2 separate regions of the Homo sapiens genome follow, and region 2 is linked to region 1. The links are chromatin loops, found by intact Hi-C in ENCODE. Cell type or tissue: natural killer cell. All regions are shown on one strand.

Evidence for each region. A loop is a pair of places that touch in the nucleus more often than their neighbours do. Peaks named below come from ENCODE experiments on the same cell type or tissue, not always from the same donor. Only the 100,000 strongest peaks of a DNase experiment are listed, where the experiment ranks them.
Region 2: a loop joins it to region 1, with 2.0 times the contacts of the local background. A loop is called at or near these places in 9 of 110 quality-filtered maps.

Annotation. Positions count from the first base shown.
Region 1 is chr2:68,908,639-68,911,138 of GRCh38, reverse strand. No RefSeq gene overlaps it. Among named protein-coding and RNA genes, the nearest start is that of BMP10, 38 kb to the right of the region's middle. RefSeq lists enhancers at 1,863-2,390, 2,369-2,458, 2,391-2,500, 2,235-2,500. In natural killer cell, a CTCF peak has its summit at 1,119 (motif pointing right); a DNase peak (open chromatin) is centred at 1,158; H3K27ac peaks cover 221 bases.
Region 2 is chr2:68,604,060-68,606,559 of GRCh38, reverse strand. No RefSeq gene overlaps it. Among named protein-coding and RNA genes, the nearest start is that of PROKR1, 38 kb to the left of the region's middle. In natural killer cell, no CTCF peak of the experiment used is centred here; no DNase peak of the experiment used is centred here; H3K27ac peaks cover 629 bases.

The DNA of each region.
Region 1 (2,500 bases):
CTATTAACATAGTTTCTATAAGTGAAAGTGTGTCCTTATTTCTTTTATTATGTATTTCTATTACTCATTCACATTCTGATAGAAAATAGGTTACTTTTTCTAATTACACACATAACTTTGCAGAAAACATCTTTGTGTGAAAACAATAGTATTGTTTTGAATTATTTCCTTAAGATAAACTCTTAGAAGTAAATCTAAGTCAAACTTTTTAAACAATAGAATACATGTATATCATCACTGCTACATTGCTTTCTAAAGTATTAAATTTAACTTCTCATAGTATATGAGTATATAAATTTTGTAGTAACAACAATTTCTTTTATTTTTCAGTTTTGTAATTTAGTAGTTATGACATCACATCTCATCTTTGTTTCAATTTTATTTCCTTGATTACTGATGAGATCAAATATTTTTTCATAAAATCCCTGTCTTCTGTTCTTTATTTCTTCCTTTCCTATCAAGTACAATTTGCAATTCTTCTATGAGTCTCCTTTGCTTTCCAGTGGGTATACCAGGAGTGTTACCTAGTAGGGTTATTGAAAGCATTGGTTACTCAGAACAATGCTGGTGAGTAGTCATGGGCTTGATTTGGGATGTTATCAACTGCCTAGCTTTGAATGCTGGCTCTGACATTTGAATGCTAATGAGACATAGAAAGGTCATTTTGCAAGAGCAAGTGGGATTGGAGATATCACTGTGGCTGCCTTTGGAAAATGCCACCTGTCACATTAATCATTTTCTTTTTTCTTTTCTTCTTAAAAATAGAGACGCAGTCTCACTATGTTGCTCACCCTGATCTCAAATTCCTGGGGTCAAACAATCCTCCCACCTTGGCCTCCCAAAGTGCTGAGATTACAGGTGTGAGCCACCACACCAGGCCTATAACTGCAGCTTTCCAATATTATTATTCTCTCCCTCTTTCTTATTTTTCAAATTTGTCTTGTTTATTCTTGCTCATTTATTTTTCCATATGAATTTTAGAACCATCTTATCAAGGTCTTTTGACTGGCAATGCATTGACTTATTAACTAAATTGGGGGATAACCAACAAATCATTTTCTATTTGTAATTTTGCCAAGTCTTTTCTTTCTCTTTGTTTCTGCTTACTATCCCTGTAGCATGCCATTCACAAAGTGGCCACAAGGTGGGTGTAGGAGCAAGGAAGGTGACCCTCAGGCCCTTTTTGGTGTTTCTTGAGACCTGGTACGAGGTACAAGGGAAAGAGTGAGTTTGCTAGACAGAATGAGGCTGCAATTCTCTACATATAATATCTTGCACTTATTTGGCCTAGCTTACAAACATTTCATTTTCATTATTTTCTTTGGATAAATGAAGAGCGATCTTTCCCCATTTTATTTATTTTTATTTATTTATTTATTTATTTTTGAGATGGAGTCTTGCTCTGTCACCCAGGCTGGAGTGCAGTGGTGAAATCTTAGCTCACTGCAACCTCTGCCTTCTGGGTTCAAGCAATTCTCCCCACTCAGCCTCCCAAGTAGCTGGGATTACAGGGGCTCACAACCATGCCCGGCTAATTTTTGTATTTTTAAATAGAGACAGGGTTTCACCATGTTGGCCAGGCTGGTCTCAAAAATCCTGACCTCAGGTGATCCACCCATCTCGGCCTCCCAAAGTGTTGGGATTACAGGCATGAGCCACCGCACCTGGCCTCTCTCCCCATTTTATAGATGACAAAGTGAAGCCCTTGGAAGTGGGACGACTTCTCTACAAGGAGGACACAGAGCCCATGTCCTCTTGTATCAAGGTTACTCTTTTCTACGCTATCCAAAAGGAATAAAAAACAAGTGGAAATGAAATCCAAAGCAATGGCTGGAAAATGGGTGCAGGACCATTATCCCCATGTTCAGAATCCTGGCCTCAGCCTCCATGTGCCTGTCATCTCTGTGTAGTTAGTCATCAAGCCTTGTCATTGTCCTTCATGGTGTATCTCACATCTATCTTTCCTCTCCTCCCAATATCATCTCCATCTCACTTCTGACTGGTATCCAGGACCCCAGTTTTCCCCTCCAGTCCATCCCCTTCGCTGGGGTAATAATTTTCATTAGTCAGAGGTGGGGAAATGGAGGCAAACAAGGTTATTGTTTCCAGAATGAGGTGCCTGGGGTTGAGCTAGCTGATGGGTCTTCCGAAGCAGGCTGGGCCTTCTGGGAATAGTTTGGTGGGTTGATGGATGAGATGTCAAGGGCATGCCCACCACACCTCTCCTGGCTCCTACTGGGACACCCACAAGGAGCCTCCTGAAGGTTCTCCAAGGGGCAGGGTATTATTGTCTGTTGACTCCAGGGCATGGGCAGAGCAGGCAAGCAAGTTGGGGACAATTGCCAGGCAGCTCCAGGGAGCAGCAGGCAGCACAGGGCAAACCTCCGGTATCTATCAAGGAAAGGCTGCTGAAGAATGAGCAGCCACACTGGGGCTTGCTTTCCAAAATGATTCTTGCTGAGTCACTCTGGCAATGTGACCCTGGGCCACGCCTCTTGGC
Region 2 (2,500 bases), 300 kb after region 1:
ATGGCCCCGTTTCCCACTTTCTCTCTCAAACTGTCTTTTTCTTCGCCCCCAGGACCTGGTGTTTGGTCTTATCAACGCTACACAAATGTAGGTCCAAATTCTATGCTGTCATTTAGTACCTTTAACTTCCACAGCAGGAAGGGGAACATCACTTTGCTTTCATTTCAGGTACTTGAGAAAGTAAGTGGATGCATATTAGAGGTATTTGAAATCACCTAGAGAAACCCAAAAGACTAGAAACAAATATTCACCTTAACAAGTCTGGATGCCATAAAACATTTTATAACCAGGAGTTTCAAACCTACATGTCTGCCTAGAAGGCAATGTAAATAGGTTAAGCTGTAAGAGATAACTAGACTTGAGGTTTATCAAATGCCTCAGGTCTTCCGGTGAGGGTAGAAGTATTGAGTGTTAGTGTTTATGGTGACTACTTAATAAACCAGCCAGTTGTGACATGGCCCATGCTGTGGCCTGCAAAATGTTCCAAGTAAGTTAGGGAAGTTGATGATAATTGAAATGGGGGCCACAGTGACATCACTGACCACATGAAAACAAGAAGATACAAATCTGCTGGAAAAGCATCAGAATCAACTACAGGAGACAGAAGTTATTTTAAGAAGACTGTGTCCAATTTGCCACTTCCAATGGTAGAAGATGCATTTACTTATTACTCCCTGATGTATGACTTTTCATTTAGATCAACCATTCTTTTAAGTTAATTAACTCTGTTTTAATTGAAAGTTTTTTGGTGTGTGCAAAAAATAAAGCAATAGCTATTAATGTATTGGCTCCATTTATAAAAGAAAAATTATATATAAACATTTTATATTGGTGTCCTCAAATAAGTCCAAATGAAATTCAGTTGAGCTGATTCCAACAAAGGTTTAATCTTTTCTTTTTCAACATTCAGAATTATAGTAAAGTTTTTGGAAGTTTATTCTAGCAAAGGAAAACATTTGAAATTATTGTAAATGTTATTATAAATCCAAGTAATAAGTTCAACAATGAAAATAGAAGTACTTATTGTGTGTGTCCATCTAAATTTTAATGAAGCATAGTATTATGGTAAAAGCAATGTTCTTCTTAAGAAACTTATGGAGCAGAAACATACAAAATTAGGTTTCTGCACACAAATTCATAATTATAATCAAATTTGCAATATTCTAAAAAACAAATGGAAGCCACAGTTGGCACCATTTATAAATATTACATATATACACAGAATAACATAAATACAACATCTTTACATTGATAATATCATTCAGTTAAAAAAAACTCTTTAGGTTGGCATCAGGCATTCAGTTAAAAAGAAACTCTTTAGGTTGGCATCCAGTACTTTTTCTCTTTGTTTTCTGTTATTAATCAGATTCTAGAAATGTTTGTGCCTTTGAAAAACTACTTCATAAATCAACTTGTCTCAGAAATGTATTAGAATTTTTAATACTTCCTCTAAATTTTGATTGCATTTTGAGCATAAACAATTTAAAGTCTAATTATTCAATGACTATAACACCAAAACGACTTAAATTTTGAAACTTTTTGCAACATGGTACAAGTCCCAAGGAGGGCAATTTGGCAATACAGAGTGAAATTATATTTTCCCCTTGACCTAGCAATCCCACATCTAGAAATTTACCCTGAAGGTATGCTTCCATAATTATGAAATAATACATGTATGAGGTTACATTTGTGGAATTATTTTTAATAAAGACTAGAAGCATCTGACATACCCACCAATAAAGGACCTATTGAATAAATTATCATCAAAAAAATTTTTTGAAATGTTTAGAAAATTACAATTATTGAAAACAAAGCTCCTAAACAGAAATGTTGACATTTATTTCTTTCAAATCTGGAGAAAGGGAAAAATTAAATGAGAGCTTTAACTCTGATAATGCTTTGGAATATCTCTACCTGTGAGAAGAGCCTTTTTATTTTTTTAACTGTGGAAAAAACACATAAAATAAAATTTGCCATCTTAACAATGTTTAAGTGTACAGCCTCAGTTATGTTAAGTATTTTCAAATTGTTTTGCATCTAATCTCCAGATCTTTTTCATCTTGCAAAATTGAAATTCCATATTCATTAAACAACTCCCCATTTTCCCACTAGTCTCAGCCTCTGAAATCACTGTTCTTTTTTAATTTGACTACCCAAGCTACCTCATATAAGTAGAATCATGCAATCGCTTTGTAACTGGCTTATTTTACACAGCATGATGTCTTCAAGGGTTATTTATGCTGCAGCATGTGTCAGAATTCCTTTTGTTTTGAGGCTGAATAATATTCCATCGAATGTATATGACATGTTGTTTATCCAATCATCTGTCAGTGAACATGAGCTGCTTCCACTTCTTGACTATAATGAATAGTGACACTATAAACATGAGTGTACAAATATCTCTTTGAGATCCTGCTTTCAATACTTTCGGAAATATGCCCAGAAGTGGTATTGTTGAATCATACAATAATTCCATCTTTAATTTTTTGAGAAACATTTT